2 separate regions of the Mus musculus genome follow, and region 1 is linked to region 2. The links are chromatin loops, found by intact Hi-C in ENCODE. Cell type or tissue: gastrocnemius. All regions are shown on one strand. Each heading gives the region's core, and the rest is flanking DNA. Links, peaks and the distances in the headings are about the cores only.

Region 1 (9,316 bases), core at 357-8,356, 74 kb after region 2:
AAGTTGGGTATGGAGAAGAGGGTAGGTGGGGTTGATCAACAGCGAGCGCACACCTGAACAAATACACAGCGACTGCTTATGCACAAGGGAGCCTGGAGTACCCACAATTCAGCACACGGTTCTGATCCTAATCTCTGTCCAAACTAAGTTCTCGCTACTCTACCTGGCAGTCAGATCCAGGAAAGACACGAAGACAACAACAGCCAAAAGCCAATACTCAGGTAGACACTAGTTGCCTGGAAGCATCCCAAGAGTCCCGACTGTCTGCACTGAGAGAATGGGTGCGAAACCTGGACCAAACAGTGCTTTTCCCAGGCCAGGGTTCTCAGCCCGGGGCGGCAATCTGCAGTCTTCTTCACGTGTCTGTGCCACTGTGCCACACTTGTGAGCACGCACACACAGGAAGCTTTACAACACGTGAAGGGCTCCTTAGTTTGTTAAATCTGAATCTCAAGATAGGCAATGTGAGCTGAATAAGAACTGCTACCATGTTTTTATTTAAGCACATGACAGGTAGAGGCTCATTTATACTCGGAAGCAATGACACGTTTAGACAGAAGCCCCTCTTGCTGGTCTGGCTGGCCAGAGTATGCTGACACCCCTTTTATCTACACACCGGCTGGCTATGGCCATCGGTAACATGCAGAATGAAGGGTGGGAGACATGGACAGAGTCAGTGAAGATCCAGAGCCACAGCAGAGCACATGCTGAGGGTCACAGACTTGCTTTCAATGATAGTATTTAGAAATTCCGAAATTTTCACGGTCACAAAGCACAGGACAGATTCAGTTAAAACTGAAAGCTAGCCTGGGCCATAAATCAACACGTTTCCCCCAGAAGCCAAGCATGGATATATAGATAGACATAAAACTGCTTTCGAGTACTGTGAAGGGTGAACAGGGACGTGCCTCCCACTCCTCCCCCCCATACCCTGCCGAGGAGGGACTCAGCTGAGACTCCGTCTTGCGCTGCTGAGCAACACTCCAGGAACTGTTCTCGAGAATGCCTGGCAAATCATTTTGAAAAAGAGATCAAGGAACACAGGACCGTAGGTGGATTAACCAGAGCCACGTTTGAAAGCTACCTCACAATGAGGGAAAGAAGCGGAGGCAATGGAGTGGTGTGACTGCAGATGGGGTCAGAGCTGAGTTCCCTAAGACTGACAAGTAACCCCCTCCCCAGGAGTCTACAGAACAGGGAAAAACTGTCACCAGGAACACATCAGCCAGGTGGTTCATTAGCAAGCTCTCAAATCATTGATGAATGAATACTTGCGCTGATGAAAAGAACAGACAATTCATGCAGAATGAACATGGGTGGCCAGTATCACTCAAGTGCTGAAGTGTCCTTAGCCATCGAGGCATCTTCTCACCCCAGCGGGAATGGCCTCCCCCGAGAAAACACACCAGAGGTAACGAGCTTGCTCGGGAAGGGTGTGCAGGCAGAGGGGTCTCAGATTGCTGCTTCCGAGAAGATCAATGTGCAGCCTCAGGGGTCAGTGTTGAGGCTCCTCAAAAATCCAAACCAAGACCACAGAAACAGCAAGTGAAATTCGGAAGCTGGCGATACCACTCTTGGTACACACCTCTGGCGTATGTGACACCAACGCCCCAGAGACACTTGCACGTCCCTGTTTGTTGCTGTGTTATTCACGATAGCTCTTGAGATAGAACCAGCCCCGGCATCCATCAATGACGGATAAAGAAGACGGCATGTACACGTAATGACATTTTCTTCAACCATGAAAACTGAAAACCATGACACCCACTGGAGGATGGATCACACTGTACAATAAGTCAGCTGTGGAAAGACGTCTACTGCACGCTCTCTCACATACACTCTCACGTGTGGATAAGGTCAGGAGAGTAGACAGAGGGTATGAGAGGGTAGCCATCTTATGGGAGGGGAGGGAGGAAGGACACGTGATGGAATACGTGTGATATGAAAGTACGATTATTTGGCAGGAAGCCAGGGATGGAGAGTCCTGGAGGAACAGAAATAAGAACAAGATATAATAACATGTCAGTATACTTTGTTCTGTTTATGTGCAGACATGTATGAAAATGCCATGACAAACCTCTTGCTCTCTATGCTCACTTGAAAATACTTTTCTAAAAGCCAGGTATGGTGGTCCACACCTTTAATCCCAGCACACAAGAGGCAGAGGCAGGGAGAACTGTCAACTCAAGGCCAGCTCAGTCTATAGAATGAGACCCTAATCTCGAAGAAAAAAAAATTTTTTTTAAAGATTTAATTTCCAGAACATATTATTACACGTAAGCATCCATGTTAAATGGGTAACAGCTCATTTCAGTGGCAGTACATACCTTTTACCCCAATACTCAGGGGGCAGAGGCCAGCCTGATCTACATGAACAGAGTTCGCTGAACTAACAGCCCTACAAGGTATACAACGCCTATCCTAGTGCTATTGAATACATTAAAAAAAAAAAAAGAATTTAAAAATGGAAAAATCTAAGCTTGCTACAAAGGAAGAAGCAATCATGCTCACATTCCCGATGGGACAGGCAGATCCTTAACAACAGGAAACCACCCATAGGACAGGAAAAGACTAAAATGGCATCACGGGAAAACATTGGGATAACGGCTTCAGGGGAGGAAGTCTATAGATAGAACTTTCGGGAACACCCGCACTTCGACAGGACGGCAGGGCCATCGTGAGCGGAAGACAGCAAACTATTCAAGGCAGAGCAGAGGGCCCACACAGAGCAACAGCCAAGAGAGCCAACTGCTACAAGGGACAAACAGTGAGACCCAGGGCTGCAGGTGTGGCCTGAGGCAGGGTTTCCCTAGTAGGGCTGAGGTCCTAGTTTCAATCCCAGGGACACAACCGTGCAAGACACAAGGACCAAAAAGTGTCAGTCTGAGGTGAGTGAAAGCTGGTGTGCACACCTATGCTCCAAGCACTCAGAGGACAGGGTTAAGGCAGGGGGATTCCACAGAGAGATGGCCAGAGCACTAGCATTTCTTGTCCTAGTTGGCTCTCTACTGCTGTGATAAAACATTACAACCAAAAGCAGCCTGCGGAGGAGAGGTCTTATCCCATTTTACAGTTTACAGTCCATTAGAGTCAGGACAAGTACCTGAGGCAGGAAACTAGACGCAGAAAGTGAAGCAGAGGCCGTGGAAGACTTCCCCTTCATGGCTTGCTCAGCCTGACTTTTATACAATCCAGGACCCACCCAGGGGTGCCAATGCCCACATCAATCGCTGATCAATCGCTGCCCCTCCAGGGCCACCTGATGGAGGTGGCTCCTCAGTTGAGGCTCCCTCTTGCCATAGAACCTTAGCTTGTGTCAAGCTGATAAAAAGTCCACCAGCATAATAGCAAGCATCCTACAAAAGACCAAATACTGGAAATGACAGAGTCTAAGTGGAAGACTAAGTCAGGGCAGCTTGACCCAAGCCTGGGCGTGTGAGAGCAGGGAGGGAAGGGGAGGGGAGGCTGCTAATGGGTTTCAGGCTCCTTTCCAGTTGTTGGAATGTTCTAGAATCTAGATGATACACAGCACTGGGAACACATAGAGAAGAGGCACAGACACATACACTTTAAAGAGGTGAATTTCACACGTGAAATGCAAAGCGAAGCTGTTAAAAGGCCAAGGATGGAGTAGTTCTTGGTGGGCTCGAACAGAGGAAAATCCAGGACCACAGCCTACTCAGAGCTATGCCCCTTGCTTGGTACACACAGAACTGAAGCCCCAGGAGGCTGCGCTCTGCTAGTCCCCATGTGACAACCACAATGTGCACAAAGCTCCTGCATCCTCAGAACTGTTCTATTAATATACACGGGACACCTGAAACCGAGCTAAGCCAACATCACAAAGCAATTGAATTGTAGGGGTACAGCCCAAACACACTCTGATCAAATTTCAAAGGCTTTTAGCATTTTCCTCAACAGCAATACTAAGTTTATTTGTGTGGAATTCTTTTTAAGTCCTAAAAAAAACAAATTGGATTTGTTCTACTAACAAGTACTTCAAAACACCACTATGGGATATCAGGGGTAACCAGACCTAAGCGACCAAAAGGCTGAGGTGGGTGTGGTGGCATGTGCCCACAATCCCAGCATTTAAGAGCTACAGACAGGAGGATCAGTTCAAAGCTAACCTAAGCTGTACAGAGCTCAAGGCCAGCATGGTTATGGGAGACCTTCTTAACACCCCCCCCACACACACACAAACACATACACACAATCATGCAACAACAAAACCAAAGGGGTGGGGGGCGTGGTGACACCTTTAAGAAGCAGCAAGTGAATCGCTGAGTCTGGGAGCAGCCTGGCCCACAAAGGGAATTCCAGGCCAGTCAGGGCCATCCATGCTCTTTGGAGAGCCTGTCTCTAAACAAACAAGCCAAGCCAACACTGAGAGGAGATAGCTCCACCAAATGCTTGCTTGCCTTACAAGCCGGAAGATCTGAGTTAAATCCCGGAACTCATATTAAAACAAAGCGGGTGTGGTGGCACATGTTTCTAACCCCAGAGCTGGGGTTACTGAGCCGGGCAGCAAGGCAGCCCCCCACCCCCCGAAGCCTGCTGACCAGTGAGAACCCCTGCCTCAGAGACAAGCAAAGGAAATAAGGAGCAGGCAGACAGTGTCTCAGCAACACCACACCACACCACACCAGGCTGTCCTTGGGCTTGACATGCACGTGTGCACACAGACCAAAACAAAAGGACCCCAAACCTCCAAGAACCAGGTGTGGGACAGGGTCATCCCAAGAGAACCACGTACAGCCCAGCTATTCAGAAGCTGAGGCAAGTGCATCATTTGACTTCGGGAGCCTGAATCTGGCTTAGGTAGCACAAACATCAAAGCCCCTGTGTGTCTATGTGTCCTTGGAAATGGAGCACTCAATAGTAACACAGACTCCTTCCTGCTTGCACTGCAGGGGCAGCCTAGCGCATATGGGAAGCTAGCACAGAGGACTGAAAGCAGAAAGTAAAGTCAACAGACTATAGACATGCACGCACGGCTGAGACCACACTGGTCCAAAGCAGCAGTGGTCGGGACAGTGCAGCCAGCCACAGGCTGGGCGCTGCACGGGGCCACACCAACCCCCGATGAAAAAGAAACCAAAGGGCTCAGGTAACATCAAAGAGCCCAAACACAAGTTCTCCTTTCCTGCTGGCTATGTACCTGCTCCATGAAGGGAATCCTGCTCTCTAAAGGAAATCACATGCAAAGTAACTAGTTTTAGGCTACGGGGACATCTTTCCCTGCTACGAGGTGCACAGGGGCGTCAGGAGACATGGCGCAGCAGAAGGCACTGTGCATTATTATGTATGCATCGTGGTAGGGAGATGGCAAAGGGATGCTTGCTAAGCCCCGTGCTGGAGACTGAAGCAGTGAGTGGCTCAGGGTCAAGGAAGATGATAAAGACATATAACACAAACAAAAATCAATTTGACAGAGAGCAAAAGGACCCAGCAAGGCTACCAGAAGTCTCCCCTCCATAAAAGCAATGAGAAGCCTGGAGAAGTCATCAGAACCAACCACTTCTGGATTCTGGAAACCAGCAAAAGTGTGCAGCGGTCTAGAAATACTTGATTTAAGAAAGGTGGCAGGTGGGCGGGGGAGCTGGCTTAAGTCCTGCAAACCTGAGCTTGGACCCCAGAACCTGGGCAAAAACCTAGTGCTGATGGAGTGAGGACCTGGGACCCTAGGGATAAGGGCAGAAGTGTATAAGGGCAGCTAGCCTGGCCCTCACGGCAGCGAACGAGGAGACAGACACGGGCAAATCATTACTCTTGTTCTCAACATTAAAACCAAACCAAGCCAGACTGACTGCTGGCAGAGTGCTTGCGTAGCAGATCGGGCCCTAGGTTTAATTCACAGTACTTATAAACAGATCAAATAAAGCTAGGCACGGTGGTCCATGCCTGTAATTCCAGCATTTGGAACTGAGTTGAGGCAGGACTGGGGGTTCTACGCCAGCCTGGGGCATACAACAGGAAGACTGATGCGCAATGAGCTGACACACTGCAGTGCTCAGTGAAACAGCCCAGCACTGGGCATGGAATAAAGAGGAAGTGAGGTCCAGGCACAGGGCAAGCAGCAGCAGCAGAAACTGACCAAAGGATGCCTGATACTCCTCACTCAGACAATGGCAAATTTGTAAAACCTCAAGAACTACGGAGAACCACTTCTGCATGACTGGAGGCCAACAGGAGAGTCCAGCTCACTGGAGACAATGAAGAAGCGCAGTCACAGGGAAGCCCAGCGCTGAGGGGCACGGTGAATGAGATGGGAAACGCACTGAGCTCCACAGCACAGAGAGGCGTTGGCAGACTCGAGGCTGCTTGAGACGACCTAGGCTGAGAACTTCTTAGCTTAGCATGCGCATTATTGCTTGCACCTTTTGAATGTTAGGTGTTCAGACTCAGGCTGGAGGGACTGGAAAGGAGAAGTGCTGTATACAGAATGCTGTTTGGCAAGTACCCAGCACAACAGTTTGGTCACAAATGTTTGGTATGACACAAAAGAATCCTACCCTAATAATAGTTTTGAGACACATAAGAAGCCTAGTATGAAGATGTCATGATAGTGCTTTGTGTGCTAATTTAAAAAGAAAATAAAAAGACAGGAAGGAAGGAAGAAAGGAAGGATGGACAGAGGGAAGGAAGGGGCAGGTCTGAAGTATTATTCACACACAATTAGGCTTGACTAAGATTAGCACACTTGCGCCTCTGGTGGGTCCTCGGACTCTGCCTGCTGGTGACGGAGACGGAGAATGCAAAGCCACGATCCCTGCTTTTCCAAAGGCACACACCCTACTATCTCCTAACCTCTGTTGTAGGCAACATACCTTGGGGTCAAGCAGTTTCTCTGTAAATCTCCACATTTCTCATATTTTAAGACTTTTGTTCCCTCCAGTGCAGGGAACCAAACCCACGACCTTGTGTCAACACAGTATGAGGTTCTCATCCCCAGCTGAGAGACTCAGTTTCTCACTTCTCAATCATTTCTAATGAATAAAGTGAGATCCCTTTATAACGCTGTGATCTCCGGGCTGAATACACACATGCAGCCACTTGCACATGAGAGGCCGACCGCTCCCTCCAGCAGAGCAGTGCACAGACTCGACGGCAGAGTAGCCTGGTGCACACAGCAAACTTTAAACATGCGCATAGGTTAACTAGCTCTAAATCTCCATGCGCCCAGATGACAGGATTGGATCAGTCTGGTTAGCTCTAGGACCTTATGTGCTATTCCTCATTAGACCTACGCTGTATCTGAACCCAGTGTGATGTGCGATGTGCTGTTGGCCAGAGTCAACACGACCACACAAGTTCTTTCAACGGACGCTTAGAAACAAATACATGTGTTTCTGTCACTTGAGTGTAAAGACGTGGTGGTTGCTATTTACGTCTTCATGTGTGTGAGCATGTGTCTCTGTGTGAGTGCATGCACCAGCAGGGACCCCGGTGCCCATGAGGAGGTCGGAAGACAAGCTGAGGGAGCCCCTTCTCTCCTTCCACCCTGTGGGCTCGAGGGATCCAACTCAGGCTGTCTGACTCAGGGTCTTTACTCAATGAGCCCTGGGGCCAGCTCAGGTTTTTACAATGTATATCAAAGGCCAAGTCTTACTAAAATCATATTGTGAGACTCAGAGGCTGGCACAAATACATTACTTAACATTTGAAACAAATGTTTATTAGAACTAAAATCACCCCTAAACATTTCTGTCTCTAATTCCTAGTTCTTACTCAGTCAAGGCTCTCAACACAAAGTCTTCAAGACCTCAGCAACTTAAATCAGCCGACCCATTCCTGCCCTTCCCCGCTAGCGGGACTGCTGTTTTCTCTGACTGTGGGTTACAGTTCTGGGGTATATTTAACTCTTCGCCTCTCTTTTTGTTGTTTGTTTTGTTTGAAACAGGGTTTCACTCTGAAGACCAGGGTGGTCTAGAACTCACAGAGGTCTGCCTGCCAAAGGCCAGTGCAGCCCCGCCTGTCTTCCCCCACCCTTAGGCAATTGGACTGACTCCAGCGTTCCAACCATGCCTAAGGCTGCGTAACAATCTTCATGCGAGGCTCTTCCTTGTGGAAACAAACTAGACAAAAGAATTTATTTGCATTTAGTTCCTTTCTTGCTTCTTTCCTTTGATGCCAACCCGGCTTGCAAAAGGACGCTAGTGTTTTACCTGACGTCCATTTGAGTTTAAATTGCATGGTATGGTGAAGAAAATATTAATAAGTGCTTCTTGCTTGTTGTGGCTTTTAGATCCATGCCTTTGAGGTATATTATTAAATACGAACCAATGCAACTTATTTATCGCACCTCCTATTTGACTGGTTCATGGATTTACCGGTGCTCATCCCCCTGCCTCAGCACACCTGTGAGGGGAGTTTAGGCACAGGCATCATTCCCGGCCCCGCATGGCGTGTGGCTACTGGTTGTAGCGGCTCTCTGGCCCACTTCCTTGGTGCCTCTGACGCCTTCCCGCTCACCTGTTTTTAAGATGTGCCTCTAGGTCACAGCGCTGCATCACATCTTGGCACACGGGAGAGAACGGACACAGGACCAGCAGTTTGTCCAGCAGCTTGTGGACCAGGATGCTAGACTTCTTACACAGCTTGAAATGAAGCCGCTTGCGGTCCAGCGGGCAGAAATCCTTCTCCTGCAGGAAGTTTCTGAGGCACTTGTGGCAGAACGTGTGTCCGCAGGGCGTGTCGAGCGGCTGGAGCAGGGGCTGGAGGCAAATGTGGCACACGAGGTCGTCGTCCACCTCCCCCTGGTAGTTATACAGGTGGTTTTCTCTCGCCCAGTGCTGCTGGCCGCACTCGAAGCACAGGGGATCTAGGGAGGAGGTCGAGGAGGCCTGCTCCACGGGCACCATCTCGTCACTGGTTGTTCCCATTGTGAATCGGCAGTTCCCGGAGGCTCATGGGTCTAACACTTGCGGGGTGCGTGTCTGCCTAAAGCCAAGTGCCAACAAAAGTGTATTAGAAACAAAGTAGTAATAAAAATAATAAAGGAAATTAATTTCCCCGGTGAGTGAGAAAGGTTCTCTCTGCCAAGCTCTGCACAAAGAACTTGCAAGCCAAAGCAAAGGCCCACGTGTCACCCAGAGGAACATCGGCACCAGTGAGAGCAGCCGGCCTGCTCTCCTGACTGGTGCACGCTAGCACCTCACTGTCCCCTGGGACTCTCAAGGCTAATTAATCAATTATGTTGCCTTGTTCCACCGACTGGTGTTCCCCGCACATCGATGTCCCCCGGGACTCTCAGGGCTAATCAATCCCCAAGGCACCGACAGTGTGGCATTCACTATCGGCTCACTTACAGCTC
Region 2 (9,316 bases), core at 192-8,191:
GCCCAGAGGTTAAGAGTCCTCTGCTCTTCCAAAGGACTAGATTCCCAGCACCCACATGGTATCCACATAGTTCCAAGGGATCTGACATGCATTAGATCCTAGCCTCTGAGGGGACTGCACGCATGTGGTGCACAGATAATACACGCATGGGGTAAGCACTTGTAAAATATAAGAAATAAAACAACTGAGTGATTCTTGGACTTTTAACAAAATGCTTCCTTACCACAACAAAACAATAAAAAGTGTTTCTCTCATTTCTCCCTGTGCTTCTTGTCCACACCTTTAATCCCAGCACTCTGAAAAGGCAGGGGTGTGGAGGGAACTCTGTGATTTCCCGGCCAGCCTGGTCTACAGAGTGAGGCCTATCTCAGATGAAAAAAAAAAAACCCACAAATTCATAATTATTATTTACTATTCAGAATTCCTTATTTGGGGCCTCAGGATTTGGGTCAGTGGTAGAGAATCTGCCTAATGTACAAGGCCCTTGGTTTAATCCTCAGAGCAACAATCTTGGAAAATCTTTCTATAGAAGAGAGTGAGACAAACAGCATGTGTTGAGACTGGTTTCATCTTCTAGTCACAGGTCCAAAGTGGACAGCAAGCCACCAGCAACCACCAGGGTGCCCAATCTTCTGTCTCATGATTCTAGGCCAGCCCTGACTGACAGTGCCTCCTCTATCAGATACCTGGTCTCCAGGTCTCCCCGAGAGTATTTTGTTTTGCTTGCTGGTCATACTTCATTTACAGTTTGGCAGCATGAAGGGGCTTAGTCCAGCCAGTTGTATAATTTAAACATTAAGGAAAATGGCTGTAATTCCCTTCCACACGCTGAATATATATGCAAACATCTATTAGGATGATAACTGCCACTGTGTGTCACCGCCACACCCCAGCTCCATGGAAAACTGGTAAATTGGTAATTAAACAGAAAGAGCTGAGCGTTTACTCTGTCTTTTAAGGGAAAACTGTGCCCATCTCTGTGGATGAGGAAGAGCTCTCCTTCCTAGCATGGAGATGATGATTATGGTAATAATAATAGCAATAATAACCACCACCACCATTTTGGAACAAAGGAAAATGGCTCATTTAGTCAATAGTCAAACACCTTTAGGTACAAGGCTGATGCCACAAGGTCACCCACACACTGTGCCCAGATTAAATACGTATGAACACTTTGCTGAGGAGGACGCTGGCTGTCACCGTCATGGCCAACGGTCAGAGTGGCACTGCCACCAGAGGAAAAGCATGACACCCCGGGCATGCCTCCTGATCCGAAGCTGCTGCAAATACGCAGAGCTTTCCACAACACAGCCTCGCCCTGAGGTAATCCAAACTGGCTCGCTTCTCCACCCAGCTTCCAGAATAAGGCTGGACCCAGAGAGCAATGACCTGGAGGATGCCACAGGGAAGGGATCTCACAAACCCAGACTCTGAGACAACACACTAGCTTGGTGAGGATGAAAAGGGGAGATGGGCTGGCTTTGAATAAAAAGCTAGGGAAATTACAAAGTGTAATGTTTGAAAAAAATCCTCCGAGAGATACCCTGGGAAACAGGAACGCAGATTAGTTATTGGGAACTTGCAAAAAGTACCAACAGCTTGCTCAGTGTGAGAATAAAACTCTCGGGAGACAAGCCCTGACGTATTTAGGATCATGACACGTGTCCTTCTGAAATGGCTCGGCTGGAAATGGGAGTTACAAAGTGCGATTATGGCGACATTTGCCGAATCTGAACATGGGTGTCAGTTAGCTCATCTTCCCATTCTTTGCTTTGTTCAAGTGATTTTTGTAATTAATGTGTAAAGAAAACAAAGAAACAGGAATTGATGCCCGGAAGAAGTAGTAGCTCAGTGGTCATGTCCCTGCGATGAATCCAGCCTGCAGTGTCCATGTGTCATCCTACTGAACTGAACGGCCACACTGGCTCTGTGCATTATCCTGGCTGGTGCTTTGTCAACCTCACACAAGCTAGAGTCACCTGGCAAGTCAGTGGAGCGTTCTCCTGAGTAATGACTACTGTAGTAGGAGATCCAACCCGCTGTGGGCACTACCCTTCCTGGGTGGTGTGAAAAAGCAGGCTGAGAGGCCACGGGGAGCCAGCCAGTGAGCAGTGTTCCTCTGTGGTCTTGTTTTGGTTTCTGCCTCCAGGTTCCTGCCCTGACTTCCCTCAGTGGTGAACTATGATTTGGACCAGCTAGCCCAATCAACCCTTTCCTCTCCAAGTAGTCTGCTTTTTTGCTATGGTAGTTCTCGAAGCAATAGAAAGCAAACTGGGCACACATATTACTATGTACCTACACACATACATACCATTAGCTTCACAGCCTGTGTGTAAAAGAACCACAAGTAAGGGTTTTACAAATGTAAAATTCTGAAGACTTCTGTAACACTAATCTACTTATTTCTCTAGTTTTGGTCAAACCAAAATCTCCAAGGTTCTCACTGTCTCAAACGGCAATGAGTGCCAAGTACAGCTCACACATGTTTTGATAATTCAAGGCCCCAGCAGAATATCAACTGCAACGTTTTATGGTTCCCACCGTCTTCTGCTCTTAAAACTTTTAATACAGGCAGGCAGTGGTGGCGCACACCTTTAATCCCAGCACTCGGGAGGCAGAGGCAGGTGGATTTCTGAGTTCAAGGGCAGTTTGGTCTACAGAGTTCCAGGACAGGAGGGCTACACAGAGAAACCCTGACTCGAAAAAAAACAAAAACAAAAAACAAACAAACAAAAAAACCTTTCAATACTTTTCTGCTAACATTCTTCAGTATGAACCCAATTAGAGTATCTCTAAGCTGTAATGTATTACAATGTTTTATTTTTAAAATTGCTACTTGAGTTCCAAACTTGAGTTTCCTAATACAATATCAACAACAACAGTAATAATAAATAATAAATTATGGCTTGTGATTAGTACGGGAGTTCCAATAATTTCTAAAGTGAGCCTAAACACACTAACACTATTCATCAGTGCAGCCTTCACAACACTAAAAATTATGAAACTGTATCAGTTAACTCGGAAACGTGTTGACTATGCTCACAGCCTACACTATCTAATACTAAGCAAAGATTCAGGGCCAGCCAGATGGCTCAGTGGGTAAGGGTGCTTGTGTGTCTGTCTGCCTGTCTGTCTGATGTGTCTGGGCACCCATGCCATGGTGCCAGTGTGGAGGTCAAAGGACAACCTTGTGGACTGAGTTTTCTCCTTCCACCTTTAGGTTCCAGACACTGAACTCTGCCTTGCCTACTGAGCAGCTCTTCAACCTAATGATACTGATTTCTTTTTTCTTTCCTTCTCTCTGAGACAGGATCTCACTATGGAGACCAGGCTGGCCTCCAATTCACAGATCAGCCTGCCTCTGCCTCTGCCTCCGAGGGATAAGGCTTTATTCCTGACGGGATATGGCCTGACGGGAGCTTATTTCTACCACTTATTTCTTTACTTTTTTTCTGAATCGTTACACTTCATAATCACAAGCTCACATTGACATATTGAGGGCTTATATTCACTCCCGAAGGAAAGGATGGGTTCTAGTAGAATCCATATTTTGCGAAAATGACGTTGGCTTCATCCTATGACTGAATTCTCTCACCTTCAATTCCGGAAGGAATTTCAAAAGTCCTGACACGGCGAGCGGTGCACGCCTTTAATCCCAGCACTTCGGAGGTAGAGGCAGGAGGATTTCTATAGGTTTGAGGTCAGACTGGTCTACCGAGTGCGTTTCAGGACAGCCAGAGATAAATAGTGAGACCCTGTTGCAAAAACATCAAAAATTAAAGGAAAAAAAAATCCCAAAACGCTCACAAGGGGTCCGCAGCAGACACGCCCACCAGGACGCCATGCCACCAGGATGCCAGTTGTCCTACGCCCCCACCTTGCCCCCCAAATCCGTGGAAGGAGCGTGCGCGCGCACACAAACAGCGAAACTGGCTAGGCTGGCGAGCAAGTGATTATTGGCAGCTCGGCAACTGGTCTCGACTCCGAAGGCTGGTGCTGCCGCCACCCCACGTCCACGGAGGGCTCTCTGCACAGAATGTTCCCAGGACATGCATTCCCACCTCAGCCCCGTCGCCAAGCCCTCACCTCAGCGTTACCTGGGCCGGGGTAGGCGAGCAGGAAGAACTAGCAGGTCCGTACCTGGACTCCGCCGGAGCACCGCGTCGGCTTCCGTAGCAGGCGGAACTTCCTGAGTCCCTTAAAGGGAGGGTGCAGCTGCGGCCTGCGGATTCCACTAATGGAATAAAGCCCTCCGACAAAAAAAAAAAAAAAAAAAAAAAAAAAAAAAAGAATCGTGCAGCAGGCCTGAGTGAAACTGAGAGATTTGCTACTAACCTGCTGCTCCAAAGGCCAAGTGAACGCTAAAATATAGAGTCCCTGGAACAGTCACTGCATCGCTTCCGCCAGTTACATTAATAATGTTGAATAATGCCTTCTACAGTGCTAGACAACTGCAGGGCGGTGTTAAACTATTGCCACCTGCGGATCTGGTTTAGTGGAAGCTCTAGCTGGGTAGCAGGGTGCAACCCTCGCTCTCAAGATTGCTCTCTTCTGAGAAAAAGAGATGGATTCAGGTTCGATTACTGTCAGAACTGGGAGAAATCATAACAGACCACCCACATGTGGGATGATTGACCGCATTGGCCAGAGTCAGGCAAGAGGATGGTCAGAAACTTCGAGCCCCTGGGTGTTGCACTTTCAGGCTATTGGGGCCCTGCACCCTTGTTACCAAGCTGTTGACTGTCCCCTACTTTGGCGTTAAGTCCCTGCTTTTCCCCATTCTTCAACAGGGAACTCCTTAGAGAAGCCGCTGAATGTCCCTCATTTACAGACTACGTGTCTATAACATATAATTTATACATCTTGTCTTGTTTAATCCTCACCAAATAACTCAATCAGGGTAATATCTGATTGCAACTATTACTGGTACATCAAAATACCATCCTTTTATTGCAGGTGAGGAACCTGGGTCATCCTTAAATAGCTTTAGAGCCGCATCCAAGTCTCCCTTTCTTCATCAGATCACAGCCTCTGGCCCATGAGCCTTGTATCTGTGACAGGCAAAAGCTGAAGCAATTCTTTATGATCCAAAGGCCAGGGCTGGGCTCTGCATGTCAGCCATTCCTAAGTGAAATGAAGAATTACAGATACTTTTTATTCTGCCAGCATTAGTCCTCCATGGGACGATAGAAGCATAGTTGTGCAAATAAAGTGTGGAGACCACCTCTTGGATAGACAGGTCCATAACAGTTGTAAGTGCTCACATTTGTGATAAAGTTTCCATAAGCACCACAGTTCTAAACACTTAGCCTGTATTGAGTTAGTTTAATCCTCAAGACACCCTCATGATACACTGCCATCACTACCCATTTTTAAAAAGATTTATTTATTCATTATATATAAGTACACTTCAGACACCCCAAAAGAGGGCATCAGATCTCATTACGGATGGTTGTGAACCATCATGTGGTTGCTGGGATTTGAACTCAGGACCTTCGGAAGAACAGTGCTCTTAACCGCTGAGCCATCATCTCTCCAGCCCCATCATTGCCCATTTTATAGATGAGGAGACTGAACATGGAGAAGATACATGACTCGTCCCATCATTACACCCTGATCAGAATCAAGAATGTAAAAAGAAGTCTGGAGGGATAGCTCAGTGGAGGGATGATAGCTCAGTGGAGGGATGATAGCTCAGTGGAGGGATGATAGTTCAGTGGTTAAGAGGGTGTTGCTCTTTCAGAGAGGCTGGATCCTGTTCCCAGCATGCAGAACTGCCTGTAACTCCAGTTCCAAGAACCCCAGTGGCCTCTTACTACCTAAAAGGTGCTTGCACGCACATGGTGTACACACAGAGATATGGGCACACGTATACATACATAAACATAAATAAAAATGATTTTAAGAAGATTTTTAAAGAGAATGAAGGGGACTGGGGAAATAATTCAGTGACAATGACCAAGAACTCTTATAAGCTACAAGGTTTCATTGGGGCTGCCTTACAGGTTCAGAGGTTCAGTCCGTTATCATCATGGCAGGAAGCACGGCAGCCTGCAGGCAAGCATGGCCCTGGAGAAGGAGCTGAGGGTTCTACATCTTGATCTGAAGGCAAACAGGAGACGACAAGCTTCCTGGCCACTAGGACCAGGGTCTTAAAGTCCACACCTACATTGACATACTTCATCCAACAAGGCCACACTTCCAAATAGTGCCACTCCCTGGGCCAAGCATATTCAACCCACCACCCAGACTGTTTGTTTTATGTATTTCTTATGTAAGTGTAGGGCCTAGTACCTGCTAGCACTGAGTTAAATCCCCAACCCCAGAGCAAGAATACTTACTTAGCATGAGCAAGGCCCAGCTTCTACCCTCAGTACTGAAAAATAAGAGGGGGGGGGGGGAGAAAGAGAAAAAGGAAACCTGACCCAGTCTGGTGTTACAACCCTCTACTTGGTTAATGTCCTTCCGCCAAAGCAGTGACTGAGGAAGAGACGCTGCCCCTGAAAACGTGCAGTAAGCTGGATGAAAGGAATGTGTTACACCTAATAGACACCAACGATGCACTTAACAGATGAACAAAGGATTTAGCCTTTGATAAGGTTGTGGTTCAAGAAATTTAATCAGACAGACATTCTTGGCAACTGCAGCTTCCTGCCCAGCATCTTGTTTTAGCCTTGTTTTTTCACATCCTGAACTCTGCTCTAGCCACGGTGAAATGGGAGATGGCCTATTTTAAGCAACCATTAGGAACGTTGGGTTCAGCTTGGCTATGACAGGATTCAGAGACTCTTGAATAAAGACAGTAGGTAAAACAAGCAACCTGCCCCCAAGACTGCCTTGCTGCATTCATCCTCCTATTTGCCAAGGCACAGTTTCTGCTTGTCGGTCATAAAAGGACAGATATTAAGATTTCCTGGTCCCATTGCTGCCTCTGTTACGTTTGTCTCTTGTGCTCCCATAAAAAGCCCTGTCAGAATGTAATGTTTAATTAAGTCAGCAGATCTGTAAGTCCATGGTATTTTCTCCAAAATTCACTTCTACTAAGAAGGTCTCCATGGAAACAATCTTTCAGAAATTCTCTCTCAAATTAATTTCAGAACAAGTGGTCCTCACACATCTAAGAGGGAGATGCTGAAGTCCACAGTGAGCCTGCCAGTGAGTCCAACCTCCCAAAGGAGCAGCGAGGTCAGTCAGGGCATCCAGGACACCACAAAGGGTACCTTAGGACGAGCTGTTGAAGAACGAGCAGGCACAGGCCTCCGTATAAACCCCCTCCTGTGTGGCAACTGGGGACAGCAACAGTTTTCAAAGCAAACCACATACTAGTAAAAATTTTGGCTTATTTTGAAATTGTATGGATGCTGCTGAGTCTGCATGGGAGCATGGCAGCCACTGTCAATATAGAGGGCCAGCTGAGAAGACACACATTCGAGTTCTGCTTATTGATATGGCAGAGGGGACATAGGAAACAAGATGTCGGGGTTGAGGGTGGGGCACGATGGCAGAGTGTTAGAAAAAGCATTTTAATCTTCCTGAAGCCAGCCAGCCCTGGTCCATGAGTCTACTTCCACGGATTCATGCATCTAGTATCATAAACTATTATGGCAAGTCTTCATGTAGACGCTCGGCCATTTACTCTCAGATGGGAGCATGGGTCATCCACTCCAAACACGTGCACGCCTGTGCACTGAGTAAACAAAACAAGGATTAGCCGAGCTTGCGAGATTTAGAGGACTTGAGACTCAGCCTTTGCATGACTTAAGTTTATTCCTGGCTACTTAGTCAGGTTCCCCAGTAGACCTTGAGAACATCTGGTGGTCACATCTGCGTGGCAGCCCTGCAACGTGCCCTCAGACTATAATTAGATCCCGAGCAATTTCTTCATTGTGTATAAGGTACCGCACGGTGCCACACTCCAGATCAAATATTTCCCATGTCAAAAACTGATGACACCAATTTTTTTATTTTTATTTTTATTTTTTTTAAAGATTTTATTCATTTATTTTATGTATGTGAGTATACTGTCCCTCTCTTCAGACACACCTGAAGAGGGCATCAGATCCCATTACAGATGGTTGTGAGCCACCATGTGGTTGCTGGGATTTGAACTCAGGACCTCTGGAAGAGCAGTCAGTGCTCTTAACCACTGAGCCATCTCTCCAGCTCGACACCAATTTGGGGGGTGGTATTCGAGATAGGGTTTCTCTGTGTAGCCCTGGCTGTCCTGGAACTCACTTTGTAGACCAGGCTAGCCTCAAACTCAGAAATCTGCCTGCCTCTGCCTCCTGAGTGCTGGGATTAAAGGCATGCTCCACCACGCCCGGCCCGACACCAATTTTTAAAACCCATCAGTAACTGTAACCGAGCATAGTAAGTGTGTCTGAGTCATGTGTCATGTGTCATGACAAGTTTCCCAAAAGCTTTCATGGGTGTGAAATGCAATATTTACAAACAGAGATGCGTTTCCCTTCCACATAGTCTTTTTGCTCAACTGAATGAAGCAGGAAATGGGTTGAAAAGGCAAGATAATTGGGTTTTGGAGTGATTTTGCTAACTTCTGTCACTGATGTGTGTTGTGTGTGTGTGCACAAATGTGTGGGACCCGAGGACCATAGGTCAACATTGGGCGTTGTTCCTCAAGCATCGTCTTTTGATACATTTTGACACAGTCTTTCATTGATTTGGACATCTTCCATTAGGCTGGGCTGGCTGGGCAGGACCTCCAAGAATCCTCCTGCCTCTGGCCCCTCAGCTCTGGGATTGCAAGTGTGTGCCACCACACCCAGCTTTTTACGTGGGTGCTGGGAATCAAACTCAGGTCCTCCTGCTTGCCTAGCCAGCACTTTATCAGTTGAACTATATCCTCAGACCTAACTCCCTTCATGGTTGAAACCGTTAAAGCAAGTATCTCTCACTGCTTACATATCACGTCCGACGGAACAATAAAGATGGCGAAAACTTACAGGACACTCTGTGCTCTCTACCATGGAGGTCACAGCAAAACACGACCAAGATATCACGCGATGTTCACATTTCACTTATAACACAACACCGCTTGCAAACGCTACAGGAGACTGTTTGCTTGCTGCTTAAGGAAGCTCTGCCAGTAATATGTCCGTGATGGAGTATTGGGGCTGTCACCCTCCTTGAGGCAAGTAGAATTAGAGGCCAATTACTCTTCTTTTACAAGTCCCTGGAGTGTGGAGTTTTATATGTGTGCTGTACAGAGAAGACAGTCCGCTGTCCATTTGGGGTCATTGTTTAACACTCTCCCCCCTCCAGAAAAAAAACCCTGCTAAGTTCCCCAGGCAAAGAG

Evidence for each region. Hi-C counts contacts between places; a loop is a spot of excess contacts. Peaks named below come from ENCODE experiments on the same cell type or tissue, not always from the same donor. Only the 100,000 strongest peaks of a DNase experiment are listed, where the experiment ranks them.
Region 1: it touches region 2 in a loop (5-fold over the local background); 2 of 42 quality-filtered maps call a loop at or near these places.

What each region holds. Positions count from the first base shown.
Region 1 is chr5:147,033,556-147,042,871 of GRCm38, forward strand. Lnx2 (ligand of numb-protein X 2) reads right to left here. Exons shown (of 10, transcript NM_080795.4): 2 at 8,476-8,943. The coding sequence starts at 8,885. Among named protein-coding and RNA genes, the nearest start is that of Lnx2, 38 kb to the right of the region's middle. In gastrocnemius, for the core only: no CTCF peak of the experiment used is centred there; a DNase peak (open chromatin) is centred at 7,988; H3K4me3 peaks cover 689 bases; H3K27ac peaks cover 4,579 bases.
Region 2 is chr5:146,959,626-146,968,941 of GRCm38, forward strand. It overlaps Mtif3 (mitochondrial translational initiation factor 3), which reads right to left and starts at 4,172. Exons shown (of 4, transcript NM_001256102.1): 1 at 4,098-4,172. In gastrocnemius, for the core only: no CTCF peak of the experiment used is centred there; a DNase peak (open chromatin) is centred at 4,151; H3K4me3 peaks cover 1,777 bases; H3K27ac peaks cover 2,851 bases.